Regions from separate parts of the Homo sapiens genome. Here region 2 is linked to region 1. Evidence: read pairs that join two places in POLR2A ChIA-PET (ENCODE). Cell type or tissue: MCF 10A. All regions are shown on one strand. Each heading gives the region's core, and the rest is flanking DNA. Links, peaks and the distances in the headings are about the cores only. Region 1 has its middle 190 kb from the start of KLF5. Region 2 has its middle 190 kb from the start of LINC00392.

Region 1 (5,381 bases), core at 168-5,167:
TGACCTTGTTTCTTAAATCCCATTTGTGTATGATAGGTGGAGATGAGGGACATGTGTGTGTCACTGGAAGTTTTTGAGAAGAGATCAATGGTTGTCAGTAGACAAAGAGCTGCAAGATAGATATCAGAGGTTTACTTTTCCTTAAAGCATAAATACCACAACCAACTGCACAAAGTCATTTATTACCCATGGACATCAATTAGAAAAGTTCTAGTGACTACAAGTTCTCAAATGCTGGGGCCCCTGGAGCCTTTTGTCCCTATCATAGTGGGATATAGGGAGGCGGATTTAGCTATTTAAGTGACCTCTGAAAAATTGCTTTAAAGAAAATGAGGCAGCTCCACATTCATCTCCTGACTCTCAAACACCATCCAAAATAGTAATAATGATAGTAACCTTCTTGCTAGAAGTATAGCTCTATAGAATTATGAGATCAGTGAGTATCAACATTTAATTCTTCAGTAATCTGAATTTTCTCTAATTGTTGCCTTGATAACCCAGCCAGCCCTCGAAGCAGTGTCATGTTGTAGTATTGATTAGTAGTGTCCAGAGCTAAATTATCTTAACAAAAAGGCAACATTTACATTTTGGCTTCTGAAAATTTTGATCCTTGCTAAAATAAAATAAGCAAGGTTTGCCTTCAGTACTGTTAATCTACTGCTTTCCTTCCTACTGCATTATGATAAAGACTTCTAAATCTTATCTGATTAGCATTACCCTTATTTCCTTACTAGCAGAACCACTGGGAAAGGAAGGCAGGTGCCCAGTCCAGAAAACTACCTTTCTTAGCCCTTTCCCAGACAGGCATGTGATGTGGTGGCACGTCAGGGGACACTCTATAAAGGAGACTGCCTTAATCAGCAGATCCTCTTCGCTCATGCCGCTCTTCCTCTTTTTTCTTCTTGAGTCATGGTTGTGATTGCCGGAGCTGCAACAACCATTTTGTGAGCCTGAGGATGAGAGCAGAGAGCCTGATTCCTGATGACATCAGGGAGCCGCCATATAACAGACCAGCTTGCCTACATCTGGACTTAAATGAGATCAACGTAAACCCTCATCTTGTGGAAGACACTATTTCACAGTCCCTATTAGCAGCTGCAGATTATAACTTCTGATACATTCTCTAAGAAGTTTTTGCCCCATGCCCTGCCTGAGCTCCCTGCTCCGGGACACTCACCTCTCAGTCCATCACCTACTTCTACCTTTCAGAAAATGATTGTTTTCCCTCTATGCCTCAGGCCTTCTCTCTGCCAAACTCCACTCTAGCGAAAAAAAATTGTTTTCATCTTCTCAAAGATGGCTTTGGTACTTTAACTATTTTTATTTATCTTGGAATGTATTTATAAGCCACCACCTTTTCAAAAAATTTACATAAGGCAGTTTATCACCTAGCTAATCTGATTATTTAATATGCATCATTGGGGTAATAGAAGAGGTCATGGTAGAAAATAAATGAGAAAGTAAAATATAGAGACAGTTGTATTATGCCCATGATAGCTAAAGAAATAGAAATGGAATTCTTTCCTACCCAAATACCCTTATGTAAACAAACAGGCAATCTTTTTAAGCTTTTAAAAAAAACAGTTGGTGAAGATGATTTAACTAGAGTGAGATTAAATAACCACAGCAAATTAAAATGTGAGCTATCATCAATTTTTTTTCAGGGGCCCAAATGCAGCAAATTAAATGAAGTTTAGAAACATTCTTCTCAAAAACATGGGCTTCTTCTTTCGAAAACTCATTCCTTGCTGGAGTGGCTACTTCATTTGCTCTGTTTATTGTCATTACACTATCAGCAAGTTGGACCAAAGGCACTTACAAACATGTGTGATTGTTTGGGTTAAACTGCAGCTGCTCGTGAGGCTGTTCATACTGACCCCATCTGGAAGGCTGGCTACCGAAGCAGCCCTCTTTCCCTGACTATTCTACTTTCAAAGACTCTTCTCCTTTCAAAGACGATGTACACTTATCTTTTGCACCTGAGCTTGCTGAGAAGGCCATGGAGACACTGCTTTTCTGCAACCTACCTCCTTGGAGCTGTTCCCAGCTTATTCTTCTTGCCTGATTAAAGCTTAAAGCAAACTCAGAACTGGGCTCCAAATGTTGCTTTCCTATTTCCTTTGCAACTCTGTAAACTGGGTTTCTGTCTTTAAAACCCGTAAGTTCTTCCCTTCTTCTTCCTCCACTAGGATCTGATAATCAGTAGGAAAAGGAGGAGAGAGAGGAGTGGGGGACGAGGTGGGGGAAACAAACTGTGCCTGAAAAACAAAGTTGTTACTCTTGAGGCAGAAGGCTTGCTTCCAAAAGCAGTGACTCACTGCACTGAGGGACATTGTCTTGCCTAATAAGTAAAGGCATGTGGCCAAATACACACCTGCCCACAGGTAAGGAATTTAATTCTTCCCAGGACTGCAGATACCATGAGCTTTACATGCAAACATACAGCTTTGCTTCTGCATATTTGCATGGCAATGATTTCTAGATTTCCATTCCACTCCACCTCTCGGCTGTCATTTCACAAAACAAGTGAGGAAATGGCCATGTGCTTAGGAAACTCAGAAGCTGATGGTTAAAAAAATCAACTGCGCCACAGCCTCCTCTCTGAAAACTTATAATTTTTATTGGGAAATTCTGATCAACTTCGTTATGTTGTATCTTTAGTTTCTCTTATTTAAAAAATGCCTGAAATATGTGTACTCTGATTTTTTGAGGTGTTTTAATGTATCAAAAGGGGCATTTGGTTGTAATTATCAATGTTATTTCAGTTTTAATTTAAAGGACCTTATCGCAACTTTATTCGTTATGTACTATAAACGCTATCTCCACCTCTGCCATTTAATGGAGAATTTTTGATTGATGACTCTCAGATCTCTATCTCCATCCCAGATCACTTTCCTCAGACTCATATGTACCAACAAGAGATGTAGTACAGTGATTAAATGAAAAATTTTGAAAGGCAGACTACTTATGAAGCCCAGCTCCTCCATTGACTGCTTATGAAGCCCAGCTCCTCCATTGACTGCTTATGAAGCCCAGCTCCTCCATTTACTATGTGACTTTGGATAAATTACTTAATCTCTCTGCCTCAGTTTCTAAATCTATAAAATAGGAATAATACGATATTGTATTAATTCTAAGAGGGACGTTTTAACATCTTTGAATCAAGATGTGTCTTACAATGGATGGTACCTTAGATTTGATGAAATAAACTAACAATAGCTGTTAGGGTGGCTGTGGGAATTAAATTGATCAAAATATACAATTTATGACAATATTTGGTGTATACTGAGCTTTCAATAAATGTTAGCCAGTATTATTGCATTAATGGGCATATCATTTTCAATTTTCAGGCATCTCAAACTCATCTTTCCTTCAAAGATGATTCCCCTATATTCCTTATTTTGTTTAATGTTAGTCACACAAGTCAGAAACATAAAAATCATCCCTGGCCATTCCTCTCCTTAAGCCTCCACATTCAATCACTTAACAAGCTCTCTTAATTTTACAGTCTAAACATCTCCCATCTTTCCTCTTCTTGCCATGCCCACTGCCACTGCAGTCATCATCTCTGACCTGGAACACGGCAGCCTGCCGTTCAAACTCCACTTGGCCTTTAGAGTCATCTTCCTGACATGGGAATCACATTCTAACTCTCCCTGTCTCCAACTTTTCAGTGCCTCCCCAGAACCACCAGGATGAAGTTCACTTCTTGCTGGGGCACCAGAGTCTTGGGTTGTGAGGCTTCCAGACCTTGATTGGCCTCACCCTGGGCCACAAGCCTTCCTCGCCTGATGCTCCATCCTCACATGTCACTTGCCACTCCCTGAACACTCATGAAGGCTGATGTCTCTGGGCTCTTCCCTCTGCCTAAAGTGGTCATTCCCCTTTGATCCACTTGTGTGTATCCTTCAAGACTCAGAAAGCCATGATTATCTTTCTCCTTTCCCCTCCCTCTCCTAGACAATTTTTTTTTTTTTGAGACTGAGTCTCATTCTGTCACCCAGGTTGGAGTGCAGTAGCATGATCTTGGCTCACTGCAACCTCTGCCTCCCAGGTTCAAGCGATTCTCCTGCCTCAGCCTCCCCAGTAGCTGGAACTACAGGCTCACACCACCATGCCTGGCTAATTCTTTGTATTTTTAGTAGAGACAGGGTTTCACAATGTTGGCCAGGGTGGTCTCAAACTCCTGACCTCAGATGATCTGCCCGTTTCGGCCTCCCAAAGTGCTGGGATTACAGGCGTGAGCCACCATGCCTGGCTCCTCTCCTAGATACTTCTATAGGCCCTTCTAGGTGCTCCCATGTCACCTTGTTTTTACTTCTACTCCATTTCTCTAATTCCCAGTCAATGTATATCCCTTACTTGACAGCAAATCCTTTAAGATCATATTTCTTTATCTTTAGCCATTTCCTGTCACATAGCAACCAACACATGATTGTTAAATGAATGAAAGAATAAAAGTAACAATGTACATGGTATTGTATGACAATATATTGAGAAAAATATGTTGAGAAAAACCAAGAGAGAATAATATAAGAAAAAATCCATTTAAACCTTTTGTGTTAGCTGCAACAATCAGTTCTTTTTCTTGAAATATGCCTTCTTCTCATTTTCCTTTCCTAGAAAGTGCCATCACTCTGATAAACAATCCGCGCTATAATGCCTTCAGGCCAGGGTACTGATGCTCTGTTTTTCAAATATTGACACCAACATGCTATATGGGCACCTGGTACGTGATTATTGTTCTCAGTCCTATTGCAGGACATCTTTTAGTGCAAGGCCCTGTTTTTACTGAAAAGTTGACAAACTCAACATGCTGTTAAGAATAAAAATTGCACATGTGGTAATGATAGAACAATGGAAAATGTGGACAAACATTCTCTGATGTAGCACATTCTCTGATGTAGATTGCTTCTTAAATGACTGTCCCTTACTGGGAAAGGCAATTGCATAAACACTCTTACAGACTTCAACACCATGCCACCCCACCCCAACCCTGTAGATGCTCACAAGTTAAATCTGTGATATTACAACAAAAACAGTGTGCTGGGAAAGTTCATTTGTTAGTTACATGTAGAGATTATTTTGCGGTATGGAAGAAACACAAAGGGCACTAAGTATTTGACTCCTCTTTACCCAGATGTCATGATGATGCATTTCAGTTAACAGGTTGGCCCAAGGTTGTACCAACAACGTGTTGGACCAAAGTCTCCTCACCAAAAACTTGCTTAGCACTTATTGGCCAAAGGCTGTTAGTGACATAACAGAAAGTGTCAATGGTTTCAAATTATTGACACTTTCCTTGCATAGACCCAGAGCCCATGTGCAGTAGCAGAAAATCATGACAAGAAATGATATTCCGCATTTAAAAATCAGCAGAT
Region 2 (5,381 bases), core at 135-5,134, 120 kb before region 1:
AGTTCTTCCTCTCTCCATCCTCTTAGTAGAAGAGGAAACCCCTCTCCCTTAACCTCTTCAAGTAACAGATGACTCCCATCCATTAGCTCACATCCCATCTGCTATCTCATCAAGGGTTTGGAATAAGTGAGGTCTAGGCTGCTGTCAAAGAGATTGGAAAGTCCTGTGCCTTTCCCTTTACTATACTGTTATGTTGCCAGAGCCACACTCACTTACTAAGCTCTGTAACAGATCTGCCCAGACCAATGGACGCAGCTCACTCACAGATATTTAAAAGCCATCTATTTCATATCCAGTTTTAATTCAATTGTAAAACACAGATCACATATTAGGAGCAAAGCACTGTGTGGATATTGATTTTACGAAGTCACAGTTCCTTCCCTGAAGTTGTTTAGAAGGCCAGGAAGGACATAGATTTGAGCAACTAACTCTTTTGCAAAATACAATAGGTCTAGTTGAACCCAAGGTACAAGCAAAGTGCTGTGAGACTGTGGCCAATGGAGGAATCAATTCTAACTAGATGGCCAAGGAAGATTTCAAAACACATTTAGACAAAAATATTTCCCGAAAGATGTGGCATTTGAACAAGACCTCGAGGGATGAGTAGAATTTTAACAAGGGACAGAGAAAGAAAGAGGCATTCCAGACAGAGCGTGAGCAAAGGCCCGGAAGTACAAGAGTGGATTCGACAGCACAAAATGTCCTGTGGGACTGGGATGCAGGACACAGACATGGAGACTTGAGCATAAGGAACTGGGGTTCCTCTGTTTTGTAGGAAAGTCTTTGAGTGCATTGAAAAGCCTGGACCATCAGGACTAGCAATGACTGCAGATGTCTGAAGAGTGCAGGGGACTGATTGACTCCTTGTAGGAGGAAGACCACTTTACTAAAATTGTGGGAGGAAGAGATAGAGAGGCAGGAAGACCAACAGACACTCACAATAACTACCATGTACTGAGCACTGACTAGCCAGACACACATGCTAAGTCCTTGATTTCCATGCTTTTATTTAAGAGGAAAGTCCTATAATTTATTCCTGTTTCATAGATGGGTGATAACCAAAGTCCTACACCAAGTACAAAGGCAGGATTTGATCCTGCTCTGTTCTAACTGGAGAGTCCGGGTGCTTTACTAGGGTAATCACTGCACAGTAATCCTGTCAACATGGCAGCAGTTCAGCGCAGACACACAGAGGGACTGCATGACGGCAAGCGCCATGGAGGGAGGGCATTTAATGAAGGTGCCAGTGAATGATCAGAAGTCACTCCTGTAATCCCAGCACTTTGGGAGGCCAACGGGGGTGGATTACCTGAGGTCAGGAGTTTGAGACCAGCCTAACCAACATGGTGAAATCCCATCTCTACTAAAAATACAAAAATTAGCTGGTCATGGTGGTGCACACCTGTAATCCCAGCTACTCAGGGGTCGGGGGTGGCTGAGGCAGGAGAATTTCTTGAACCCGGCAGGTGAAGGTTGCAGTGAGCCAAGATCATGCCACTGCACTTCAGCCTGGGTGACAGAGTGAGACTCTGTCTCAAAAAAAAAAAAAAAAAAAAATCCAAAGAAGGCTCTAAGGACTGCAACTTGAAGGAGTATGAGATTGGATGAGGGAAAAGGATAATAAACTCTACTTAGACCCACTGAATTTTGAGTGGCTAGAAAGAAAAACTATAGGAATTCAAACCATCCATGAGAGAGCTGGGGTCCAGGGATTAAGGAGAAACACGCGCAGAGTGGCAAGTTATAGCATTCATATTTGTTGATTCCATGCCTCTTAGCTAAGCACAAGAAAATCAGCAGCATGTGAACAAACAGGAAAGCAAGTAGCTGCCTGACTGAGCTCTAATCAACTGATTTGGAAGAAAAATTCAACTTGATTGACTGGCTTGCATTATAGTGACAGCAATAAATCCTTTTGGCCAAACAGAATTTGGTTCAACTTGAAACGTATGCTATGTATTATTGCTTTGCATGCTGAAATATTCATATATCTTGGGAAAGTATCAAAAATTATGTTTTTCTTTTCAAAGAGTGGAATGTAAAATACCCACCAAATCCTCCTGGATGGCGCCTGGGTGAATGTATTCCTTGTTATTTCATTTAAGCTGCTAAATATCTATTAGAGTAAAATTATGGGCTCTTTGCACATGGCATTTTCACTTGTAGCTTCCTGTGTGCCAAAGCAATAAATGTGATTCAGAGCCCTCCTTTTTGTAAGGCAGGTCCACCTCGGGGCTAGTTATTGCCTTACTAGTGGCCAATGGTCCCTAAGAAAAACTGTTTCCCCTATGCACTAATCCAGAGGGACTCAGAAATGGAAACCAGATTTTTTTTTTTTTTTCTGAGATTGGGTCTCACTCTGTCACCCAGGCTGGAGTACAGTGGCATGATCATGGTTCACTGCAGCCTCAACCTTCCAGGCTCAGGCAATCCTCCCACATCAGCCTCCTGAGTAGCTGGGACTACAGGCGTGCACTACCATGCCTGGCTAACTTGTTTTTATTTTATTTTATTTTATTTTTTGTAGAGATGGGGTTTCACCACGTTGGAGAGCCCAGATATTGGATAGACACAATGACAAACCAAAGCTACCTGCTAATGTTAGGCTTTCTTTAGAAAACCTCAAGACACTAGCAATTAAACTTATCAGAGGCTGTCACTCTGTGACCTTCACTCTGACCCAGGAACTGCTCTCTCCCGAAATGACCCACGCACCTTACAAAGTCAGGATGACTCCTTTCTCTCTGTCTTTTTTTTAATTAATTTTAAGACTTCCTTCTCTTTAAGCTCTTTCCACTTTACTACAGAGTATATTTCAAGTTTTTCAGGTGAGTCACCTGTATCCTCCTTTGCTAAGCAATGAATAAAAGTGGAGGGTTGGGGTATATAATTCAAATGCTTTATAAAAAAAAAGGCTGTTCCCTTTTTTAAACTATACTAACTTTCCCACCACATATAATGAATAAGTACAAGTAAGACATTGAGGTCAACAGCTTTATCAAAGCACAGAGCTGTCAGGTTATAGGACAGGATATTTGCCAAATCAGAATGCATAAACTTTTCGTATGGAAACTAGAACATGAATTAAGCTCATATCACTCAAAAAGAGCTGAATGCATCTGAAACCAAAGCACGCTGTCAGCCACCTCCATTTGCTCCGGGCGCTGATACCTTGATTAGCTATGCAAGAAGCTACCTGCTATTTTAGAATTATATGAAGTCACCTCAGGGTATCTACAAGCTTCTCACGCACAAGATACTGACTTTTTTTCCTCCTTCTTCTTGGCTTACAGCACAGTTGTTGCTACATCCAGGTAAATACTATATCAGGGATTGTTATTGCATAAGCTGTCATTAAGGCAGCTTGCCTTCTCACAGAAAAATCAGTCTGCAAACAATAATGGTTTGTTGCTAAACCCCTCTAAGACTGAAAGAACCTAGAGTTTTTGTTTTCATTTTGTTTTCTTTTGTTTTTGAGTAAGTACTCCCCTAACAGATTAAGGAGCTGAAAGCTTAATTTCTAAAAAGGATTTTTTTTTTAAATAATAAAGAATGTTCCCTTCACCCCGTCTTTTTTTGTTGTCTGTTTTAATAAATTACCTTCTCTCCTAAAATAGTAACTAAATTTATAGGAGCAAAAGAGTAGCTTACATGATAGGTATCTACCAAACGAAGCTGCCAGTGTACATAGTATTACAGGTACCATGCAGTTCAACATGTTTTTACCTGAGGTACATAGATTCTGTTTTGATACTAGACTGTTTGAAAACATTTTCAGATGAAAACTGATCATGAACGTGAAGGACTGACAGCTCAGACTTCAAAAGCCAAGGTTAATCAGGGCTTTTGTATATTTTCGCAAATAAATATATTAACATAACTAACCTTTGACCTGTACCGTCCTTAATCTTTCAGCCCCAAGCTTCTGGGAAGGGTGTAACAATTCTGGCAAACTGATCTGTGCCAAAGAGAGTGCTGAACACTTACTATGGTGTAGATCGAAACCACCTTAATCACTCACCTTTCATCTCCCCAGAGTTCTAGAGTGTAACTTATTCAAACTGTTCTTAGACTTCTTAAACTTAATCTTCTCCCACAAAACTTGACAATTTCATATATATATATATACACACACGCACACACACATGTATGTATATACATATATAAAGACAAGTACCAAATTTCTGCTTCTGCTCGTTTAGCTCAGAGGCATTTCCCAGCCCTGACTCCTGGTACAAACCATCAAAAGTGTTGCTCAGAATTGGAGTCTACATCAGACCTAGACTCAGATTGTAATCCTTTGCAACTAGCCCCTGTGCTTGCCCCTTCCTGGTGTTAGCATGTACAGTCTGTAAGTCCAATCTGCCCCGAGGCCTTAATAAAATTTCCTTTGCCACACATGCAGTTATTAAGCATGCAATTTATATTGCCAGGTGCAAAACTTTCTCATGCAAATCTCTTTGACCTGAAGTAACCAAATGCACCTAGAAAGAAGAGTTTACTGCTTACTCCACAGATCCACAGTAAACGCCATCAATCACATCTTGTTCTCTCTTACTGCAAATTGCCGTGGCTTAATTAGACATAGCTGAAATCCAGGCAAACCTATCAGGGTCTATCATGGATGAATTGAACCACGGCTTTGCAACAGGATTAACTTTAGTCTTTGTGACTTTTACAAATAAAGAAGGTGAGAAAAATCTTAAGCGCTCCACTCCTGTGATGTGAAGGCTACCCGGCTGGTGAATGGTTCTGACTCAGGTCATTCTGATCACATAGGCTATGAAAAACTGATATGAAATCATTATTGCTACACATAGTATTTCAAAACTACGCCAAATTCTCTAACTCTGAAATCAGACTTCCAGGTGATTAGTGAGTGTTTTGGGGAGGAAAGTGTTGGAACTGGAGACTCCTTTCCAGTGTGGAATTGTTGAGTTTCCCTGGATGTCACCCATGGACTAAGACAGGAGGTTGAGAATCTCAGAAAGATTACCCAGTTACAACCCTTAACCTTCCATTCCCAGAGAAACTGAGATTAGTTCCCTAATAGCATGCAGGAAAATGGGGGGACACTTTTTTTTTTTTGAGAAAAAGTCTTACTCTTTCGCCCAGGCTAGAGTGCAGTGGTGTGATCTCGGCTCACTGCAACCTCCGCCTCCCGGGTTCAAGTGATTCTTGTGCCTCAGCCTCCCAAGTAGCTAGGATTACAGGTGCCCACCACCACACCTGACTAATTTTTGTATTTTTAGTAGAGACGAGGTTTCACCATGTTGGCCAGGCTGGTCTCAAACTCCTGACCTCAGGTGATCCACCCTCCTCGGCCTCCCAAAGTGCTGAGATTACAGGCCTGAGCCACCTCGCCGGCCTTGAGGACACTT

Evidence for each region. ChIA-PET counts read pairs that join two places held together with the same protein. Peaks named below come from ENCODE experiments on the same cell type or tissue, not always from the same donor. Only the 100,000 strongest peaks of a DNase experiment are listed, where the experiment ranks them.
Region 2: POLR2A ChIA-PET joins it to region 1 with 34 read pairs; 3 of 35 experiments call an interaction of 5 or more read pairs at or near these places.

What each region holds. Positions count from the first base shown.
Region 1 is chr13:73,245,853-73,251,233 of GRCh38, reverse strand. No RefSeq gene overlaps it. Among named protein-coding and RNA genes, the nearest start is that of KLF5, 190 kb to the right of the region's middle. In MCF 10A, for the core only: no CTCF peak of the experiment used is centred there; a DNase peak (open chromatin) is centred at 2,313.
Region 2 is chr13:73,366,662-73,372,042 of GRCh38, reverse strand. No RefSeq gene overlaps it. Among named protein-coding and RNA genes, the nearest start is that of LINC00392, 190 kb to the left of the region's middle. In MCF 10A, for the core only: no CTCF peak of the experiment used is centred there; a DNase peak (open chromatin) is centred at 3,222.